Regions from separate parts of the Homo sapiens genome. Here region 2 is linked to region 1. Evidence: read pairs that join two places in POLR2A ChIA-PET (ENCODE). Cell type or tissue: GM12878. All regions are shown on one strand. Links, peaks and the distances in the headings refer to the core of each region. The heading gives the core; the rest is flanking DNA.

The links. ChIA-PET counts read pairs that join two places held together with the same protein. Peaks named below come from ENCODE experiments on the same cell type or tissue, not always from the same donor. Only the 100,000 strongest peaks of a DNase experiment are listed, where the experiment ranks them.
Region 2: POLR2A ChIA-PET joins it to region 1 with 8 read pairs; 5 of 35 experiments call an interaction of 5 or more read pairs at or near these places.

What each region holds. Positions count from the first base shown.
Region 1 is chr11:72,862,026-72,867,416 of GRCh38, forward strand. All of the region lies in intron 13 of FCHSD2 (FCH and double SH3 domains 2), which reads right to left. Among named protein-coding and RNA genes, the nearest start is that of ATG16L2, 50 kb to the left of the region's middle. In GM12878, for the core only: no CTCF peak of the experiment used is centred there; no DNase peak of the experiment used is centred there.
Region 2 is chr11:72,952,487-72,957,877 of GRCh38, forward strand. The region is part of intron 8 of FCHSD2 (FCH and double SH3 domains 2); the gene reads right to left. Among named protein-coding and RNA genes, the nearest start is that of ATG16L2, 140 kb to the left of the region's middle. In GM12878, for the core only: no CTCF peak of the experiment used is centred there; a DNase peak (open chromatin) is centred at 2,575; H3K27ac peaks cover 2,714 bases.

The DNA.
Region 1 (5,391 bases), core at 333-5,332:
TTACACCATATTAGCAGACTAAAAAAGAACCATTTGACAAGATCCAACATCCATTTCTATTAGCAAACAAAATAGAAACAGAAGAAACTTCTTTAACATGATAAAGGGCATCTACAAAAACCCTACTGCTAACTTCATACTTAATGGTGAAAGACTGAATGCATTCTTGCTAAAAGTTCAAGAACAAGGCAAGGATTTCTGTTGACTCTCACCACTTCTATTCAGCAATTTTATAGTAAGAAGGAAAAAGGAATCCAAATAGGAAAGGAATAAGTAAAACTGTCTTTATTTGCAGGTGACACGGTTATATAGAAAATCCTATGGATTTACAAAAAAGCTACTAGAACTAATAAGTGAGTTTAGCAAGATTGCAGGATATAAGATCAATATACAACAATCAACTGTATTTTTATGGATCAGCAATGAACAATTGGAAACTGAAATTTAAAAAATCATTTACAATAGCACCAAAATTATGAAATAGGGGTAAGTCTGACAAAGGATATGCAAGATCTATCTACTGAAAACTACAAAACATTGCTGAGAGAAATTAAAGTCCTAAATAAATGGAGAAGTATATTATGTTCATGGATTGGAAAACTGAATATTGTTAACATGGCAATGTTATCTTCCAGTTGATCTATGCAGTCATCATAATCCTAATAAAAATCCTGATAGGCTTTTTGGGGTAGAAAACCAATTTTAAATTCATATGGACATGCAAAGGACCTAGAATACCCAAAACAACTTTGATAAAGAAGAAAGTTGGAGGACTTACACTACCTGAAGTCATGACTTATTATAAAATTACAGTAATTAAGTCAGTGCAATACCGGCATCAAGCTGGACAAACAGATCAATAGAACAGAACAAAATGTCAAGAAACAGACCCATACATATATGATTAATTTTTTTTTTAAAGAGACTTGCTCTGTTTCCCAGGTTGGAGTGCAGTAGCACAATCATAGTTCGCTGTAACCTTGAACTTCTGGGTTCAAGATACCTTCTTGCTTTAGCCTCCTGAGTAGCTAGGACCGCAGGAATGTACCACAATGCCTGGCTAGTTGAAATTTTTTTTTTTCTTTTTTTAGAGACAGGGTCTACTATGTTGCTCAGGCTGGTCTCAAACTCCTGGCCAGAAGTGATCCTCCCACTCAGCCCAATGTGTTGGGATTACAGGCATAAGCCACTGTGGCAGGCCTGAATAACTGATTTTTGACAATGATGCAAAGGCAATTCAGTGGCGAAAGGACAGTTAAAAAAAAAAGTTCAAAAAAGGGACAAAGAACTCTGACTTATTCTGTTTACCATAATAAAAGATAAGCTCATGCTGAATTACAGATTTAAATGTAAAACCTAAAACTATAAAACTTCCAGAAGAAAACCTAGGAGAAAATCTTTATGACCTTGGTTTTAGGCAAAGATTTCTTAGCTACCACACCAAAAATATGATCCATAAAAGAAAAATTGGTAGGTTGGACTTCATTAAAATTAAAAATTTGTGCTCTTTGAAAGGTATTAAGGAAATAAAAAAATAAGCCACAGACTAGAAGAAAATTGCATAAATCAAATATCTGATAAAGGATTTGTATTCAGAGTATAAACTCTTAAAATGCAATAAAAATAAAACAAACCCAATAAAAATTAAACAAAGATTTGAACAGACACTTCACCAAAGAAAATATACAGATGCAAATAAACATATGAAAAGATGATCAACATTATCAGAGAAATGGAAATTAAAATGACAATGATTTACAACATCACACCTATTAGAATGTCTAAAGTTAAAAAGACTGACTATAGTAAGTACTGATAAGGTTGTGGAACAACTGAAACACTAGTACCCCGTTGATGTAATTGTAAAATGGTATAACCACTTTGGAAAACAGTTTGTCAGTTTCTTAAAATGTTAAATATATACCTATTATATGACCCAGCCAAAGCATATGATCTTAGCAGTTTTAGAAACTCCTTATCTTACCCTTATCTCCAACATCATTATTAAGCATGGTTCTCACAACAACCAAAGTCAGAATTTATTTATATGCAACTCTGCAGATGTTCATACTCTAAGTGAGGCTGTACAACAGAGTAGACTGGCAGTTTGCCCTTGCACATTAGTTGGGGAAAGTGGCTGAAAACGGGGAAGTGATGTTAACATTGTGGGCTATAGTTTGAAAATGTAAGCAATAAAAGAACAGGGTGGGCATAGTGGCTCATAAATAAAAGATTAGAAAAAATAAAAATATGGACTGGGTGTGGTGGCTCATGCCTGTAATCCCAGCACTTTGGGAGGCCAACGTGGGCGGACTGCTTGATCCTAGGAGTTTGAGACTAGCCTGGGCAACATGGTGAAAAATACAAAAATTAGCTGGGCATGGGGGCATGAGCCTGTAGTCCCAGCTACTCAGGAGGCTGAGGCAGGAGGATCCATTGAGCCCCAAAGGTTGAGACTGCAGTGAGCCATCAACAGCACCACTGCACTCCAGCCTGGGCGATAGAGGGAGACCATCTCCAAACAAACAAAAATACACATTATGTTGTACACCATAAATATATACAATTGTTTGTCAATTAAAAAATAAATAAATAAGAGTAAGGAAATACACCAAATTGCTAGCTGTGCTATTATAAGGATGGAGCTATTAATCATTTTCTTCTGTATTGTATTTTCCAATTTTTTGGTAATCTGCTTATATAACTTCTTCTATTGCAGAATTAATATAATATCAAAAGTCAGGTTGTCATCTTGGTATGGCTTTTGAATAAGAGAAGCAGGATGATAAGAGAAGGGAGGCTGAGTGACACAGGCTGATGGGGTTGCTGGCAGCAATCTAACAGGGGAAGCTGCATGCAGGCTCCAGACACCTGCAACTGAGTAACTGTGTCAGTGGACTGTTCTCCTTTAAAAACAACGTTGCTATACTCTGGGATTCCTTTTTTCCAATCTTACATTCTGTACTATAGCATGATACAGAAGGCAGAGTTAATACCCAAGTAAGTATAGTTCCTTCCTTATTCTATAAGGGAGTAGTCTGTGTCTTTTTAAAACATTTATCTTCCACAAGGCACTTTTCAGTTGCACTATTAATGTCTAACAGTAGTATTAATCATGTTTTCCAGATGACGAATGCTTTTGTTGGCAGCTGTAATGGAAGAAATAATTTAGCCTCTAGAATGTGCATTTCTGCTTCATGTTCCTCAGCCAGCTAGCTGTCAGTATGAAGAGATACAACCCCCTCTAAATAATTTCAGTGCTGTTACTTAAAAGCAGATTAAATAAATATAGGTCCTCATTAAGCTATTTTGTGCCTATGTCTCTCCTTTATTTATATTATTAGATCTTCCACAAAATGTAATCTCTCAGTTGAAAGATGCAGGCTCCATAAGAGTGATGAGGGGGAAGAAAAACGTCGGATGGAATTGCAAAATGCTCCCTTCACAGAGGATATGTATGTCTCTAGAGGAGTGATTTCTCTGGACAGGTCTCAAAAATACTCATTTATTCAATGCTTACTACTACTGTACTAGGCACAGCTCCTTCATTCCCTTCCTTCACAACGAGAACAGCCCTTCTTCTTTATCTCCTGTTAAAATTCTTCAAAGACTATCTCAAATGACATATCCTCCATGGGGCACACTTTCTTCCCTATTCTTCTAGCTGATATTGAGCTTTTCTGATAGTATTTCAAAGAATCATGAGATTCTGGAGTTGGTGGGGGTGGGGAGTGGGAATCTCAGAGTCTTTTAATCTTTCTTTCAGAAACCCAAGAGAAGTGACTTTTTCCAAGGTGTGCAGATGAGTTAGAAGTAAGCAATCTCAAGTGTGCTACACAGTAGTCCAGTCATACACTGCCATGTATCATTAAGATCTATGAAGATCTGTCTGGTCTCCTAGCTTGTAAATTCTATGAGGAGGGAGACCAAGTTTTGTTCATCTTCAGTTTGCCCAGGAAGTAAGTACAAAGTTAGATGGTATGTGCCTGCTCAGTTCAAAGTCAGATGGTATATGGCCCCTCAATTGATTTGGTTAGAAAAGGTGCTAGCTGAAGGAAAATCATGGGTTTGATTGGTTGGAAACAGTCCTGCTGTAGAAGCCCAAATCAAGTGGGCCTGGAATTTGCTGTCATCAAAAACTCTACAACAGTCTGAAGTAGATGAGCATTATGACTTTTAGAAAGTGCAATAGTAGGAGATATTCCATGAGATGGAGCAACTCTGTTCTGTTTTTTGTTTTGTTTTGTTTTTTTTGTTTTTTGAGACAGAGTTTCACTCTTGTCACCCAGGCTGGAGTGCAATGGCATGATTTTGGCTCCCTGCAACCTCTGCCTCCCGGGTTCAAGCGATTCTTCTGTCTCAGTCTCCTGAGTAGCTGGGATTATGGGCGTCTGCCACCATGCCTGGCTAATTTTTGTATTTTTAGTAGAGACAGCGTTTCACCATGTTGGCCAGGCTGGTCTCGAACTCCTGACCTCAGGTGATCCATCTGCCTTGGCCTCCCAAAGTGCTGGGATTACAGGTGTGAATCACCATGCACGGCCAGAGCAACTCTGTTCTAATAACAACTGGGGAAGTGCTTACAACCCCAAAGTCAAGTGGGTGATGTTTCTTTTTCCCTCTAGCTGGATTAACATTAATAGTTAAATGAAAATAAAGCTTCAATAGATTGTTTTTCCTTAAAATGTAGACCCACACACAACCCTTTTTAAATGTGCAAGTGTATTCTCATTAGAAAATTAGAATGCTATGTGAAAAAATTGACAAAACTTCCAAGAATGTTGAAAAATTTTCGTCAGTTTCGCTAGCAAGCCTGCCTGATATCTGAAGAGCACAAGCATTTAAAGAGGCACTATGAAGACAGTGGGAAGTTGGGAGGTTAGAGTTTTAGCTTTTAGTTTGCCACTATTCCAACTAGCCACTCACCCATCCAACCATTCACTCCTTCCTTCAAAAATATTTAAGTACCAACTATGTGTCAGGCACTTTGCTGTGCAGAGCAGAGAACCAGGAAGATATGGCAATTACATTCTAGAGAGGAAGACAACAATAAACAAAAGAAAACAAATAAAGAAGGCAAGTTCAAACTGTAATAAATACCATTGAGGAAATAAACAGGATGACAGAGAGTAATGGGTGGGGAGGTGACAGTAGGAATTACATTAGTCTGACTAGCAAGGCATCACATATCCAGCTATGTAATATCAGGCAAATCAACCGAATTTTTCTGGTACTTAGATCTCCAACATGAAAAACTAAGGTTGAACCAGATGACATCAGAGTAGAAAAAGCCCTGGACTTGAAGTAAGGAGACTTAAGCTGTGTCCTGGCCTTGTCTGTAAAACTCACCTACACTCTCTCTATGTGAGGAGAATATGAAAGCTGTCAAGA
Region 2 (5,391 bases), core at 174-5,173, 90 kb after region 1:
GCTAATTTTTATATTTTTAGTAGAGACAAGGTTTCACCATGTTGGCCAGGCTGGTCTCAAACTCCTGACCTCAAGTGATCTACCGGCCTCGGCCTCTCAAAGTGCTGGGGTTACAGATATGAGCCACCATGCCTGGCCTATAGTTAATTTTGGTAAGAAAATTTGGTTAAGATACATAAGAGCTTATTGGTAGAGATGAGACATTAAGTTATATGGATTAGTGGAAGATAAGGGAAGGAAGAAAGATAAATGAATACTTACAGAACACCTACTATGTGCCAGGCACTTACACATATTTACAATTCATGAAAAGGATATTGTTCACCTTATTTCCACAGGTGAAGAAACAGGATCTTACAGTTTAAGATATATAATAAAGCAATAAAAGCCTACTCCTGGAGGGAGGCTTTCTTGATAGAATTATCTGCTTTTCCTCAAGGTCAGCAGTTCACCCGCTTTAAAGCCTCAGACAATCCTGAAGCAAACACAACTACTCCTCTATGGTGCTGGCAGACTTTGACTTGAAAAAATTTTGTTACTGAAAGTGCAAAGAATAAGAGATATTTATGAAGTTATTGTGCTCCAATAGAAAATAAAATAAACATAGTATTAGATATTAAGAAAAGTAAAACACACCAGAAAACATGAGATGCCTAACAGTGCTGGATCAGAAAGAAAAGGTATAGTTAGAGAAGAGGAACATTCTTTGAGAAATGGTCTTGAGAAAGCATGACAAGCATTAGAAACTAAGGTAGTGAGGTAAACTCCAGATCTTAGATCTCCAGAAACCTACTGCTGGTGATGAGTATACTTCCCATCAATTCCTTTTTCAAAATTCCTTTTTCACAATTTCTTTTTCAAAAAATCTTTAATCTCTAATTCTGCTTTCTGAAATATCTACATTTGGAAAATAAATTCTCTCTCTTAAGGCCAGTTGAGAGCTTATTTGACACTAGTACTCCTTGTAAAACATCATCTAATTTACAGCTATATAAAAGATACTGCTAATATATCACCTAAATCAATTTCAACCACATGAATTTATTGAACATGAATCCATAAAAAGTCACTCAACAAAATATTTATCAAGAGTCTACTATTTGTCAGACATTATTCCAGGTACTGGAGACACTGCATGGGGGAAAAAAAAAACACAAAAACTCTTGCTCTTAAATGTTATGGCAGGTTGTAATAAATACAATAAACATAAACAAAGAAAAGAAATAGAGAATGAAGAAAAGATGCCGCCTTATGTTGTGTAGTCAGGGAAGGCCTCACTGTTAGAGTCACATTTGAGCAAAGACTTGAATGGAGTGAGGGAGTATCGAGTTCTGTGGCTCTCTGGCATTAAGAGCTTGCTTGAGGAAACATCACATGTGAAAGTCCAGAGGTGACAATGTGCTTGGTGTGGAATAGTAAAAGGCCAATATGATTAAATTACAGTGAGGGAAGGGATAGTAGATGACCTAGGACTTTGATAAGAATTCTGAATTTTAAATTTAGTGAGAACAGAAGCCACTAGTAGGTTCTGACCAAAGAAATGACATAATCTGACTTAGGTTATAAAAGGATCACTTTGGCTATTACGCAGAGAATAGACATAAAGGTAGGGGTGGGAGTAGAAAGCCAATTAGAAGAATCTTGCTAAAGTACATGCAAAGATAATAATGGTGGCTTAGATTATTAGAATATTAGCAGTAGATGTGGGGATTTTTTTTTTTTTTTTTTTTTTTTTTTGAGACAGGGTCTCACTCTGTCACCCAGGCTGGAGTGCAGTGGCACAGCATGGCGGCTCACTGCAAGCCTCAAACACCTGGGCTCATGCAATTCTCTCAACTCAGCCTCCTGAGTAGCTGGGACCACAGGTGCATGCCACCATGCCTGGCTAATTATTTTATTTTTTGTAGAGATGGGGTCTCACATTGCCCAGGATGATCACAAACTCCTGGGCTCAAGCGATCCTTCCCCTTCAGCCTCCCAAAGTGTTGGGATTACAGGTGTGAGCCACTGTGCCCAGCCAAAAAATCATTCTATTTAAAGGAATTATTAATGGGATGAATGAGGGGTTTGGAGTGGGGCAAGAAGGATGACACTAATACTTTTAGCTTGAGTAATTCCAAGAATATAGTTGTCATTACTGAAATTGGGAAGATCAAAAGAGTAGCAAGTTTGGGAGGGAAAAATCAAAGGCTGAGTAGGTAACCAGGCTGGTCAGGAGATGAGTAGTGTACAAAGAGATTAAGAAAATATATTGAGTATGATGAAAGCCAGATTTATCAATGGTAAGGAAGATATTTACATACAAACATAGAAAGGGGGAAGGCTACAAAGAATCTTGAAGTATTGAACCTGCCATCAGACATCTCAATGTGAATTGATATCTATACATATACACACACACACACAGATATATACAGAAACAGATCTGGCTGTATGTATATGTAATAAAGATAGGAAAAAACTGAAGTGCTTTTTCTACCCTCACTCACCACTCAACACAATACTTCTGACTTCAGATGTGTGGGGACTTTCCCACATGCCAAGCAATTCCCTGGCAGATACCAGCTGGACATCCTCCAGTCCAATTCTGACACTCTCTTCCTGGAGAGCGTCAGGTCTCACAGACTGCTAACCCACAAGACTGCTCCCCACTTCAGATGCTAATTGGAAGTCTCAGGTTGTGACCTGTACTTCTGACCAACCAGCTAAAAATTGGCGTTCCTATGACACCTTTCTTAGGGTCGATTAGTTTGCTATAGTGGGTCACAGAACCCAAGGAAACATTTTATTTATACTTACTCATTTATTATAAAACATTATTACAAAGGAACAGATGAACAGCCAGATAGAAGAAATGCATAGGGCAAGGTATGGAAGAAGGCATGTGAGGCTTCCATGCCCTCTCTGGGTGGGCTACCCTCCAGGAGGCTCCCCGAACCCTGTCCTGGGTTTTTCATAGAGGCTTCATTTCATGGGCATAATTGGTTACACCACTGGCTAATGGTGATCAAGTCACCCTTTAAGCTCCTCTCTGAAGTAGGTGGGTGGGGTGGAGCTAAAAGTTCCAACCCTTTAATCATGTTTGGATCCCTTGGCAACCAGCCCCCATCCTGACGCTATTCAGGAGCCCACTAAGAGTTACTTCATTAAGACAAGATTCTCCTATGACCCAGGAAACTCCAAGGGATTTAGGAGCTCTGTGTCAGACACTCCTATCATTCAGGAAATCAGAAAGGTCTTAGGAGCCCTGTGACAGGAACTGGGGTCAGAGACCAAATATAGGAACAAAAGATTCTCTTAGTGCCCCTTATCTACAAGGGCTTTAGGAGCTCTGTGCCAGGAACTTGGGGGCAGAGACCAAACATGTATTTCAAATTATAATATTACAGTGCATACATACATATATTTCCTAGTTCTGCCCACTACGGACTCAAAGTAATAGCACACAGAAGCAATGAGCACACCAAGTGCTTAGTTTTTAAATATCATCCTCCACTAAAAGGAAACAGGGGTTCTTGGGGAAATAGTTGATTCCAGAATTGGGGCAAAGAAAGTACATGATAAGCCTGGAACATCCTGCACCAGAGAGGAAGTGCTCAGAGAACAATGGGGACATACTCCTATCAGTCAAGTATGGAGCAATTTGAGCGTAAAAATAAATAGTAAGAGTAACAAATTTCAATCCATTGAATAAAACAGAAATCCATGGACATAATGATATAAATAAATAAACAAGCACATAAATGGCAGAGAATAGAAACTTCTTCCTTCCATTAGAATGCCAACTAAGAAAAGTAGAAGAAATGATGAAAATAGAAAACCACCATTTGGCAACCATCATAAAGGTGGTTGATTCAGGAGGGTTTCATCAAAGTATGCTAAGGCTGGTGAGTGGAGGTCTGACAAGGAACAGGATATTGGCAGAGTCTCCCCACAAAATACTATTTGTCTCAATCTGTTGAGGCTGATACAAGAAATACCATAAACTGTGACTTATAATCAACAGGTTATTATAATCAACTTTGACTTATAATCAACAGCATTAATTTCTCTTACTTCTGGAGACTGAGAAATCCAAGATCAAGGCGCCAGCAGATTTGGTGTCTGGTGAGGGCCCACTTCCTGGATCATGGACAGTGGCTTCTCAAGTGGTGGAAAGGGCAAGAGGTCTCTCTGGGACTTCTTTTATAAGGGCACTAATTTTGCCCTCATGACTTAATCAAAGACCCCACCTCCTAATATTATCCCCTTGGGGGTCAGGACCTCAACATATGAATTTTGGGGAAACTTCAGACCATAGCACTATTGCATAGGGGAAAAATGATGATTTCATAGTGGAAAAAAAAAAAAAACCAACCCTAGAAGACACCAAATTGACTAGGTGACCAATATTAATATCACCAGGGGTGAGACAGTTTGACATCATGCACTTCTTCATGTGATACATAGAGAAGACACAGCATCATTTCTGAGGTATTTCTGCCAAGAATGCATGATCTGACAGACATCCAACAGAATCAAAGGACTCTAGTCTTTTTTTTTTTTTCTTCTTTTTTTTTATTATACTTTAAGTTTTAGGGTACATGTGCACATTGTGCAGGTTAATTACATATGTATACATGTGCCATGCTGGTGCGCTGCACCCACTAACTCGTCAGCTAGCATTAGGTATATCTCCCAGTGCTATCCCTCCCCCCTCCCCCCACCCCACCACAGTCCCCAGAGTGTGATATTCCCCTTCCTGTGTCCATGTGATCTCATTGTTCAATTCCCACCTATGAGTGAGAATATGCGGTGTTTGGTTTTTTGTTCTTGCGATAGTTTACTGAGAATGATGGTTTCCAGTTTCATCCATGTCCCTATAAAGGACATGAACTCATCATTTTTTATGGCTGCATAGTATTCCATGGTGTATATGTGCCACATTTTCTTAATCCAGTCTATCATTGTTGGACATTTGGGTTGGTTCCAAGGACTCTACTCTTTAAAACTGTCAAAGTCATAAAAGGAAAAAAACTGAGGAACTCTTCTAGATTGAAGGAGACTAAAGAGACATGGCAACTAGATTTAATAAATGATCCTGGATTGGATCTCAAGTCAGAAATAAAAAAGATATTTTTGGAACATCTCGTAAAAATGTGTATTGGGTCTGTGGTTTGGATGGTAGTATCTGCTGATGTTGATTTCCTGATTTGGATAGCTAGGTAAGGGAGTAATCTTGCATGGCGGATATAAATTCTGGAGTATTGAGAGGTGAGGAGGCATTATGTTCACGATTTGCTCTCAAATGGATCAGAAAAAGAATAATGATAATGGATATAGATATTTATATATACACAAGCACATAAATATATAGTGAGGGAGAGGGAACAAACAGAACAAAATGTTAAC